Regions from separate parts of the Homo sapiens genome. Here all the other regions are linked to region 3. A link is a contact called in ENCODE Hi-C data. All regions are on one chromosome and are shown on one strand. Each heading gives the region's core, a stretch centred on a gene start or an enhancer-like site at or near the end of the contact. The rest is flanking DNA. Distances are from core to core; before and after follow the strand shown. Region 1 holds the start of WDR25 (WD repeat domain 25). Region 2 holds the start of CCDC85C (coiled-coil domain containing 85C). Region 3 holds the start of AK7 (adenylate kinase 7).

Region 1 (3,254 bases), core at 458-2,957, 4.0 Mb after region 3:
TTGGACTGGCAAGTTCCCAGAGGACAAGAAAATGACTTCTTTAGAGCAAGGATTTCTTGACACCTTTTGGGACCCATCATGTTCCATTTTTTTTAAACACTAAAAGAAAGATTGCTTTCCCCGCCAAATAACAGCATGAACATTATCTTAAAAGGCAAAGACATTAATTTCTATGAAGCCAGGCACGAGACACTTTTGGGTGTCACAATAAGAATGACAATACGTTCTGATGTTGAGCACAGAAGGAGGGTGCATCAGTGAAAATTATGACAGACAGCATGACGGTGCTGAGAGGCAAGCTACGGATCCAAGCCCGCGACTGCTCAGCCAGGATCTCTGTTCCCTATGGGAGCAGTGAATCACCTGAACTTTGGGTCAATGGAAGAAGTAAAATGCATAACACCCTAATCCTAAGACACAAGTCCTGACCCCCTAAACCAAGGTTTTCAGCACTTTGCTAAAAACACGAACAAGCTCTAAGCCTGGCAAAGATGGCAATACATACCCAGGTTGTGGAAGACACTGCAGAGGTGGCCACTGGTCACGCTGGGCAGTTGAGCTGCTGAGAGTGCCCTGCCCAGCCAGAAATGGTCTTTAATACTCTTCCCCTCTTTCTTTCAGTTTCCCTTCTGAAAAAAGATGCTTTTGTCTTTCGTTCTCCCCACCCTGCATTCAGCTAAGGGTTTCTTATAAATCACCCAGATTCTCAGAAACACTTGAGCTCTTGACCAACCTTCTTGATGAGACTGTCCAATCAGGGGTGGGTTGCCTGGGGGGCCAGGTTGAGACCAATGAAACCCTCTTGAGAATCGAGCCATTAGCTGGTCATTGCATCAGCCACCCCTCACCCCCCGCTGGCCTCCAAATAACCTCCCCACCCTCTTCCCGTTCCCCACCCTCAGCGTCAGTGTGACTGATTTTGTGTAGTCGTGGGCGGTGGAAAGAGAAACTGTAAATTCCCCGCATCTGTTCACCGAGGCGGCACAGTGCAGTGGAAAGATCAGGAGTTCTGGGGTCACAGACGCCTGGGTTTCAATCCCAGCTTGGACTTATTCGAAACCTTGGGCAAGGGTCGCATTACTTTTCTGCTTCCCCTTCGGTTTCCTCATCTGTGGAATGGGCATGGAGAAGCCTGCTAACATTACCGTTGAGGGGACTAAGTGCAACACTACGCAAAGCCTCTGGCACATGGCAGGCGCTAAATAAAAATGGGGGCCTCTCTCCTCGGGAAAAGCGAACAGGCGGAGACGATGAAGGGTGCCAGTGGGAAAGGGAGACGGGGTGGGTCGGCGGCGCTCAGAGGAAAGGGGCGAGGGGTCGGTGGCAGGCTCCGCGCCTCACAGTGCCAGAACGCGGCGGGCAGCAAGCCGGGCTCTAAGGATACTCCCGGGAGGGCCAGGCCACTGGGCGCCGCGCCAGCGTCCCTCCATCACTCCCTCCCTTGTTTCCTCACTCCGCCCCGGCCTTACTCCCCTCGCTTACCCTGCCCAGCCGGGCCAGTCAGCGCTCCCGGCTCAGCAACCGGCTGTCTCCTGGGCGTCCGTGGAAACGCCGTCCGGACGGAACAACTTCCGGCCCGACGGCGCCGTCATTGGCTGTTCGCGCGGGGGCGGGGCAGAGGCCGCCACTGATTGGCTGGCGGCCGCGGCGTCGCGTCGGAACGTGACTGGATGGTAGTGTGCTGGCCGGTCTGCCTCCGGGAGAACCGAGCGCTTCCGGTGCGTGTGGTGAGCGGCGGGCCCCGGGCTGGAGGGGCCGGGACTGGGCAGCGCCTAAAGCGCCCCGTGCCGCTTAACGCGGTCTCTCATAGCCGCTCGCCTTCCTTTCACTTCCTGTTCCTTCAGAAAGCGCTGTGCCTTGGACCAACCTTACTTCTTACTATTGACAGCTCAGCTAACTCCTATTCATCCTTCAAAACCCATCTCTGGTCGTATCTTGTTTGTTGCTTTCATCGCTCTGGGGCCTCCGGGGGGATCTGTGTTTTGTGTTTGATTTCCACCCACACCAGACCCAGCATAGGGCTTGACAAAGAGTACGTAATCAGGAAATGTTTGTTGAATGGGAATATCCTATTTCTTTTACTTCCTAGCATCTCCCCCTCCCACCCGTTTGCATTCCAGAAATATTTTTAGACGCTGGGCATTGAATAGTGAACAAAACACAGAAAGTCCTGTCCTCATGGGGCTGACTTGCTGATAGTGACTGTCAGAGTCACTCGCTCCTTCCTTAGACTCTTCTCCAGTGTCCCTGCCTTCCCTTCCATCTTACTGTCTGTTCCTCTTCGTTTAATCCCTCATCTCCTTCCAGAGGGAGCACGGGCACCCTGGTGGTGGGAATCTGGGTGCATGGTGGGTGGTGCCTGGGCAGAGGAGTTGAGAGTGGCCTCGGGACCAGGCTTAGCATTTAGAGAACAGAAATGCCAAATTATTTGCAGTGCACGGTTCCATTAGTTTATAATTAGTCTTTCATATTATATTAGTTCCATTGGAGATGAGCTGGCTGGCTGGCTTTAGAAGTTGTTGTTGTTGTTGTTGTTTTTTGAGACCAAGTCTCGCTCTGTAGCCCAGGCTGGAGTGCAGTGGCGTGATCTCCACTCACCGCAACCTCCGCCTCCCGGGTTCAAGCAATTCTGCGGCCTCAGCCTCCAGAGTAGCTGGGATTACAGGCGCGCACCACTGCACACGGCTAAATTTTTTTTTTTTTTGTATTTTTAGTAGAGACGGGGTTTCACCATGTTGGCCAGGCTGGTCTTGAACCCCCGACCTCAGGTAATCCGCCCTTCTCGGCCTCCTACAGTGCTAGGATTACAGGCGTGAGCCACCGCGCCCGGTCGTTTTATTTAAACTCTGGCTTTGCGTGTGGAAGTTGTTACCTGCCTGGAATGGGCTGCGAACGGGGGCGGCATTACTAGAGGAGGCTGACTACAGACATTTATGGAATGATGACCTGACTTGTAGACCAGTGGAACCCTCAGGCGAATGATGCCACTTGGGGGAAAGGTGTGGAAGAGGTTGGGTGGTTGATTCCAGGGGACATAGAAACCCATTGTCTAGAAGAAGAGATGGGTAATAGGCTGTCTGGAATGACTTAGAAAAGGACTTGGAGGGAATCTGTTGATGCTGACCTGACTCCACCTGTTGGGGGATGGAGGCGGAGCTTGGCGTGTTTGATTAAGGTTGGGTGCACTGGGTTTTCTTGGAAGTCGGTCTATTGCCTGAGCGTTCTGTGCTGTTCCACCGCGCCCTCTGCTGTCC
Region 2 (3,187 bases), core at 688-3,187, 3.2 Mb after region 3:
CCCCAAGCTGGGGCCACCCTCTGCACTGGGCGCAGCAGTAACATGGGCGTAGAAGACAGAAGCTGACAGAGGCCAAAGTTCCTCCCACCCACACCCTGGTCACGGATGACCACGGCACTTCCTGTAAGGCGATCAACAGTTTATAAATCCCTTCAGAAGGTTTATCTCCACCTCAAACCCACGAGGCAGAGGTCATCATCTCCATTTCACAGACAAAGAAACTGAGGCACACAGAGGAGAAAAGCTAGAATCCGTTCCAAATACATCTCCCTCGGGAAAGTCTTAGAGTCTCGGCTGAGAAAGGTCCCAGGACTAGAAGGGCGGAATTTATGGCAAACAAGAAAGGCTCTGAGCCCCAGGCCTCTCCCCAACTGCCTCTGGGTCTCAAGCGGCTGCCTGTGCACCTTCCCAATCCCCACACCCCACTGCAGAACTCCAGCCACCGCACACACGTGGACGCTGCTTGGTTTGGAGGACACCTGTTGCTGCAAGAGGGGAAATTCACTTGCGCTCAAGGGGCCTTGTATCCTTTGCTGTTTAGAACTTCCCGCTACTAGGCAAGGATTTCCAAGGCTGGGATGAGGCGCCCACCGCCAGCCCAGCAGTGACAGACCCTAATTTTGGCAACTACACCCGCTAGAAACTTTTCTGGGACCGGACCGGCAGCAGGTTCTGAGCTGGACAAAAAGACGCTCCACCACTGAACCGGCCCACCACCGCCCAAAGCCCCACTTTGGGTGAGTGCGGGATCCCCTGGCCCAGGATCCATGACAGCTGGAGGAGTCTGGAGTGGCGGCCGCATGAGTGGGACAGCCAGGGACCACCTCCTCTCGCCGCAGCCTGGGAAAAGGGCTGCAGCCAGGGAGACCCGCGCTGCCCGGCCCGTGTAGTCCTTACCGTGCAGGCCGTTGGGGATGCTGCGGTGGTGCGGCGGCGCCGACAAGTCGTCCAGGGACCGACGTGTGGCTCCTGCCTTGCCGTCGGGGGCCTTGTGCGGCCCGGGGGGCAGCAGCGGGGGTGGGACGTGGTGGTGGTGGTCGGGGCTGCCGCCGCTGCCCGCGCTGGACGTACTGCTGCCGTCGCCCACGTCGCGGGCCCCCGCGCCGGGCGCGCCACCCGACAGCGGCCCGCTCAGGCTGGCCTGGCTGTCGATGGAGCTGCGGGAGCCGGCGCCGCCCCCGCCGCCGCCGCCACCGCTTGCGGCCCCCGTCGCCGCCAGTGCCGCGCGCTCCTCGTCCAGCAGCAGCACCAGCTCCTTGAGCTCCAGGTTCTCGCGCAGCAGGGCCTCCTGGCGCGCCTCGAGCTCGCGCAGCTTCTGCTGCGAGCGGGCCACCTCGTGCCACACGGCGCCGGCCGCGTGGCGCCCGAAGCGCTGCCACTCGCGCGCCAGCTTGCGCCCCTTCTGCCGGTCGTCGTCGAGGAAGCAGCAGAGCTCGCGCAGCTCCTGGTTGTCGTCCTGCAGCCGCTGGTTCACGTCCTTGAGGCCGCGGATCTCCAGCAGGTGCTGCTGCAGCCGCCGGTTCACGTCGCGCATCAGGCCGCCGTGCTCCAGCATGAGGCCCACCTTCTCGCCCTCGGCGCGCCGCAGCCGCCGCGCCAGCTCCTCCTTGCTCCAGCGCAGCAGCTCCTCGTCCGGCACCTGGCTCAGCTCCTCCGACGCCGCCGCCGCCGTCGCCGCGGGCTTAGCCATGGCGGGGCCGTCACCGCGGCATCGCCCTCGCCCTCGCCCGGCCGGCGCTTCCCCGCGCCGGGGCTCCGCTGGGCCGGTCCGCGCGCGGGCGGGGGGCGGCCGGGGGCGCGTGCGGCCCGCCCCGCGCCGCCTGGCGCGTCCTCTCGCCGCGCCCGCCGGGGCCGCCCGGGAGCCCGCGCGCCTCGGGGTTGACGAGCGGAGGCGGCTGCTGCGTCGGCGGCCGCGGTGCCGGGCGCTCTCAGGGTTCTGGAGAAGCAGGCGGAGGCCCGCCCCCGGCCCAGCTCCCGGAGCCCCCGCCGCCCCGCCCACCCCGGGCGGAGAGTGGGCGGGTCTCCGAGGCCCGGCCCCGCCCCCGAGGGCGACTGGGGAGCAGAGGCGCGGCCCCCGCCGTCCCCCTGCGCGGTGCGCCCGCCCGTCCAGTGCCCTCTCAGAGGCGCGTTCCGGCCGCGGTCCCGCCCTCCCGGCCGGGCGATTGGGCCGCTCCGGGGGTGTGCGGGAGGGGCGGGGCGCGCGCGGGGGAAGCTGCGGCGGTGGTACGGTCCATCCGCGGGGTTTCCGACCCCCGCCCGCGGCCGGCTCCCGGCGGTTCAAGTTTCTGCGCCCGGAGGACGCGGCCTTAGCCAATCCCAGGGCTACAGGGCGCTTTTAAAATGCAGGTACGGCTGCGGGGAGGGGGACGGTGGGAAAGGTAGGGCCGGGCTTCCCTTAAAGGCGACGCGCGAAAATAGCAGTCGAGCCCCCTCCCCGGCCCGCGTCCCCGGTCCTCTTCCCTCTCCCCAGATAAACAAATACCCACGATCCGGGCGACGGCGCCCCTTCTCCCTCCCGGGGGCACCAGAGTTCAGGGCAGTCGGAGACACAGCGAACAATAGGACTGTGACATGGGGGTCGCTCTTCCCCGCAGCAGGGCGGCTCTTTGTCCCCTTCCCTGCCCCCAGGCTCCTCCGCCCCCGTCCCCACCCGGGTCCCCTGCCGGAGCACGCGGCGGGGCTGCGTCTCCACTCCTAGCCCAGGGCTGAGCTAAACGCTGGCGTCCGCGCCCCTGCAGGGCCAGGGCCTTGCCAGCCGCGTCCCGCAGCGCGGTCAGTACTCTCTGCCCCGATGGGGCGAGAGCTCCGGGAACCTGCCCCCTGCCCGGAGCGGCGCTCGGAGCCCCGCTCCACCTCCGCTCACTCGACCGCTAAATCCCTGGGATTCGGGAGATAATCTGCAATTCGCGGGGTGGAAACCACTGGGAAGGGTGGGAAGGTCTCCCACTGGGGCCTGAACGCCGGGGTCCGGGGGCGCCGAGCCGGCCACAGAACTCCCCACCGGCGGCCTCGCGGGACCCCCGGGCTTCCCACTGCCTGTAAGTCTGTCTCGTTATCCTCCGGTCCCCAAAGCGCATTTACGGCGCGTCTACCGCCAGCAGGCGGGGCGGGGCGGGGCGGGGGGGGGTCCCTCCCCCGGAACCTGCAACGAGATCAAATCCGCGCACGCGACAGTGAGCGGCCCACG
Region 3 (2,939 bases), core at 124-2,623:
CAGTCTGGGTGACAGAGCGAGACTCCATCTCAAAAAAATAAATTAAAAATAAAAAGAACAAGAACGCTGGCGTGGTGGCTCATGCCTGTAATACCAGCACTTTGGGAGGACGAGGCAGGAGAGTTTCTTGAGCTCCGGAGTTAGAGACTAGCCTGGGCAACAAACATAGTGAGACCCTGTCTCTATTAAAAATAATAAAAAGAACGAGAAGAAACCACGCACACACAATTGCTGCAAGTGTTAAATATTTGCATTTAAGGAGTTAATGCTTAAGGCATGAAAACAGTTCAATATGATCAGGCTATTCCAAGGGAACTGCGTATTCTTAGTCCACCACAACCTTTATGGTCCAGTGATCACCGAGGTGAATGTTATCTTTTAATTTGTGGATTTATCTCAGCAACTGCATGTATAATCTCTTGTGGAACGGTCAAGTCTAAATTTCTTCCCTTGGTGAATGTGAGCGAATCCCGGGCGCCTACGGGCTCTGGTCGCCCCCAGCCGACACCAGGGGTCTTCCCGGAACGTGCGTCTGGAAACAACCCCCAAGGGAGCTGAGCCGGCGGACCAAGCCGCACCTGCCGCAAGGCGGGACCACGCTAGCGTCGCTCGGGTGTTCGGGAGCCCGAAACTCCATGGCAACAGCTTTTCTTCGCAGCTGAGGCTTACGTCCCGTCGCCCCGGCCAGACCACCCCATGGGAGCGTGCTGAGTAACTCCCACGTGTCGGGGAGAGGCCTAGGCTGTGGGCCATTCCCTCTTCTTCAGAATTCTCATTATTTTTAGTCATCGGGTCAAGCGGACACAGGGATGTGTTTCCAGACTTTCCGAACAATGGAGATTAAAAAGGCACAGCAATCACATGGCCCCCCGGGACAGACGCCCAGGGAGCTTCGGAAAGAAACCATGCACTGCCCAAGGGCTCCCAGTGGGCAGCAAGCCAGGGTGAGACCCGGGCTGCACGCGCGGCGCCGCGGAAAGCACTCGCAGGGACATCCGCCTGGCGCCCAGCAGCCGACAGCGCGCGCAGTTGCGAGCCCTGAGCCCCGCTTCGCCCGGCGCGCCCCGCCCAGCCCACTGCACTACACACCCCGCCCTGCCCGGCATGCCCCGCCCAACCCCCCGGCACGACTCGCCCCGCCCTACCCGGCACGCCCCGCCCAGCGACCGGCACAGCCTGCCCCGTCCCGCCTGGCACGCCCTGATTAGCGCCGGGCACGACACGCACCGCCCCGCCCGGCACTCCCTGCTTCGCCCACGACACGCCCCTCCCCGCCCGGCAAACTGCCCGGAGCCAAGGCCCCGCCCCCAGAGAGAACCTGCCCCGCCTCCCTGGCCCGGGCCCCGCCTCCTTGGCAAGCGAGTGGCGCTTTCACCTTAGCAACCAGCGCGGCTCCCACCATGGCTGAAGAAGAGGAAACTGCTGCTCTCACGGAGAAGGTTATCCGGACCCAGAGGGTGTTTATAAACCTGTTGGATTCCTACAGCAGCGGAAACATCGGGAAGGTGAGCGGCGGCGGCGGCCCAGAGCCTCACGCCAGCTCTCAGCTCCCAGCCCTCGGCCCCCGGTCCGCAAACCCAGCGAGGGTCTGCGCCCCAGGGCGCTGTCGGGGCCTTTCCTCAGGGAGGGTCCCGCGTCCTGGGCACCACCAATGCCCCCTGGACCCCAGTCCGCACCCAGGCTGGTCAAGAGATTCTACATGGAAGCTCAGGTGTCTGGAAATCACTGGTCCATCCCCTGTTCCTCCTTTTAATGAGGGGAAACTGAGGCTAAGAGGCAGGGACTTGCCCAAGATCACATAGAGAGTTGAGGCCAGAACCTGGACAGAGACTCCAGGTCTCTTGCCCCCTCCTAGGTTCTCTTTCTACCCTTCCATCGATTTTGAAGCAGGCAGCTAAACGAGAAAATAAATCAATTTTTTTTTTTTGAGACGGAGCCTTGCTCTGTCGCCCAGGCTGGAGTGCAGTGGCGCGATCTCGGCTCACTGCAAGCTCCGCCTCCCGGGTTCACGCCATTCTCCTGCCTCAGCCTCCGAGTAGCTGGGACTACAGGCGCCCGACACCGCGCCCGGCTAATTTTTTGTATTTTTAGCAGAGACGGGGTTTCACTGTGTTAGCCAGGATGGTCTCGATCGATCTCCTGACCTCGTGACCCACCCGTCTCGGCCTCCCAAATTACAGGCCGAGTAAATCCAAAAGGGATTACAGGCGTGAGTAAATCAAATTTTTATATTGCCCATGAAGCGTTTTTCATTCATCCATCCCTTCAATATATGGTTTTTGAGCATCTATTATGGACCAGACACTGTTTGGGTCCCCGAGTTCCATTAAGTTTCCTCACCTTTCTGTGTCTTTATCCCTGGAAAATGAAGATATTCAGAAAAAGGGCTCTGGGGCCCTTCATGCTAATATGATCAGTTGTCAAAAGAAAGCCATGATTTTATCATTCCCTGTGGGTAGGACCCGTCCATCTGAATTCTGTCCTCTAGAGCTACAGAGAAATCTAATCTCACCCTGGACAGACTTCTCTGAGGCTAATGACTGCACTTTCGAACAGGACAAATCTGCTTAAAATAGGATGAGGCTACAGTACGTACAATCTGTATTAGTTTTCTAGGGCTGTGGTAACCAATTGCCACAAACTGGATGACCTTATAAAACAGAAATTATTCTCTCGCAGTTCTTGAGGGCAGAAGTCCAAGATCAAGGTGTCAGCAGGGTTGGTTTCTACTGGAAGCTCCAGGGGAAGAACTGTTGCTTGCCCCTCTCCTAGCTTCTGGTAGTTGCCAATAATTCTTGGCACCCCTTGGCAGTAGACTCCAATCTCTGCCACCTTCTTCACATGGTGTTCTCTCCCCTGTGTCTCTGTGTCAAAACTTCCCTCTTCTCATAAGGACACCAGTTGTTGGATGAGGACTCACCCTATCCAATATGGCTTCA

What was found. Hi-C counts contacts between places; a loop is a spot of excess contacts on that map. Pooled maps may share reads with other maps.
Region 1: a loop to region 3 is called in a map of CD8-positive, alpha-beta T cell, with 25 times the contacts of the local background. The contact joins the promoter of WDR25 here to the promoter of AK7 in region 3. A Hi-C loop is called at or near these places in 1 of 168 maps with a recorded cell type or tissue (CD8-positive, alpha-beta T cell), 2 of 37 single-sample maps with no recorded cell type and 6 of 50 pooled maps.
Region 2: a map of CD8-positive, alpha-beta T cell shows a loop between it and region 3 (18-fold over the local background). The contact joins the promoter of CCDC85C here to the promoter of AK7 in region 3. A Hi-C loop is called at or near these places in 3 of 168 maps with a recorded cell type or tissue (CD4-positive, alpha-beta T cell and CD8-positive, alpha-beta T cell) and 11 of 50 pooled maps.

The regions. Positions count from the first base shown.
Region 1 is chr14:100,374,778-100,378,031 of GRCh38, forward strand. It overlaps WDR25 (WD repeat domain 25), which reads left to right and starts at 1,708. Exons shown (of 7, transcript NM_001161476.3): 1 at 1,708-1,718. WARS1 (tryptophanyl-tRNA synthetase 1) reads right to left here and starts at 570. Exons shown (of 11, transcript NM_004184.4): 1 at 506-570. RefSeq lists enhancers at 522-661, 672-1,031 and silencers at 1,542-1,601, 1,792-1,841.
Region 2 is chr14:99,602,270-99,605,456 of GRCh38, forward strand. CCDC85C (coiled-coil domain containing 85C) reads right to left here and starts at 1,938. Exons shown (of 6, transcript NM_001144995.2): 1 at 898-1,938. The coding sequence starts at 1,690. It also overlaps a transcript of HHIPL1 not described here. RefSeq lists enhancers at 133-786, 1,493-1,612 and silencers at 1,873-2,402, 2,543-2,682, 2,743-2,812, 2,993-3,142.
Region 3 is chr14:96,390,755-96,393,693 of GRCh38, forward strand. AK7 (adenylate kinase 7) reads left to right here and starts at 1,374. Exons shown (of 18, transcript NM_152327.5): 1 at 1,374-1,505. The coding sequence starts at 1,401. RefSeq lists a silencer at 934-1,443.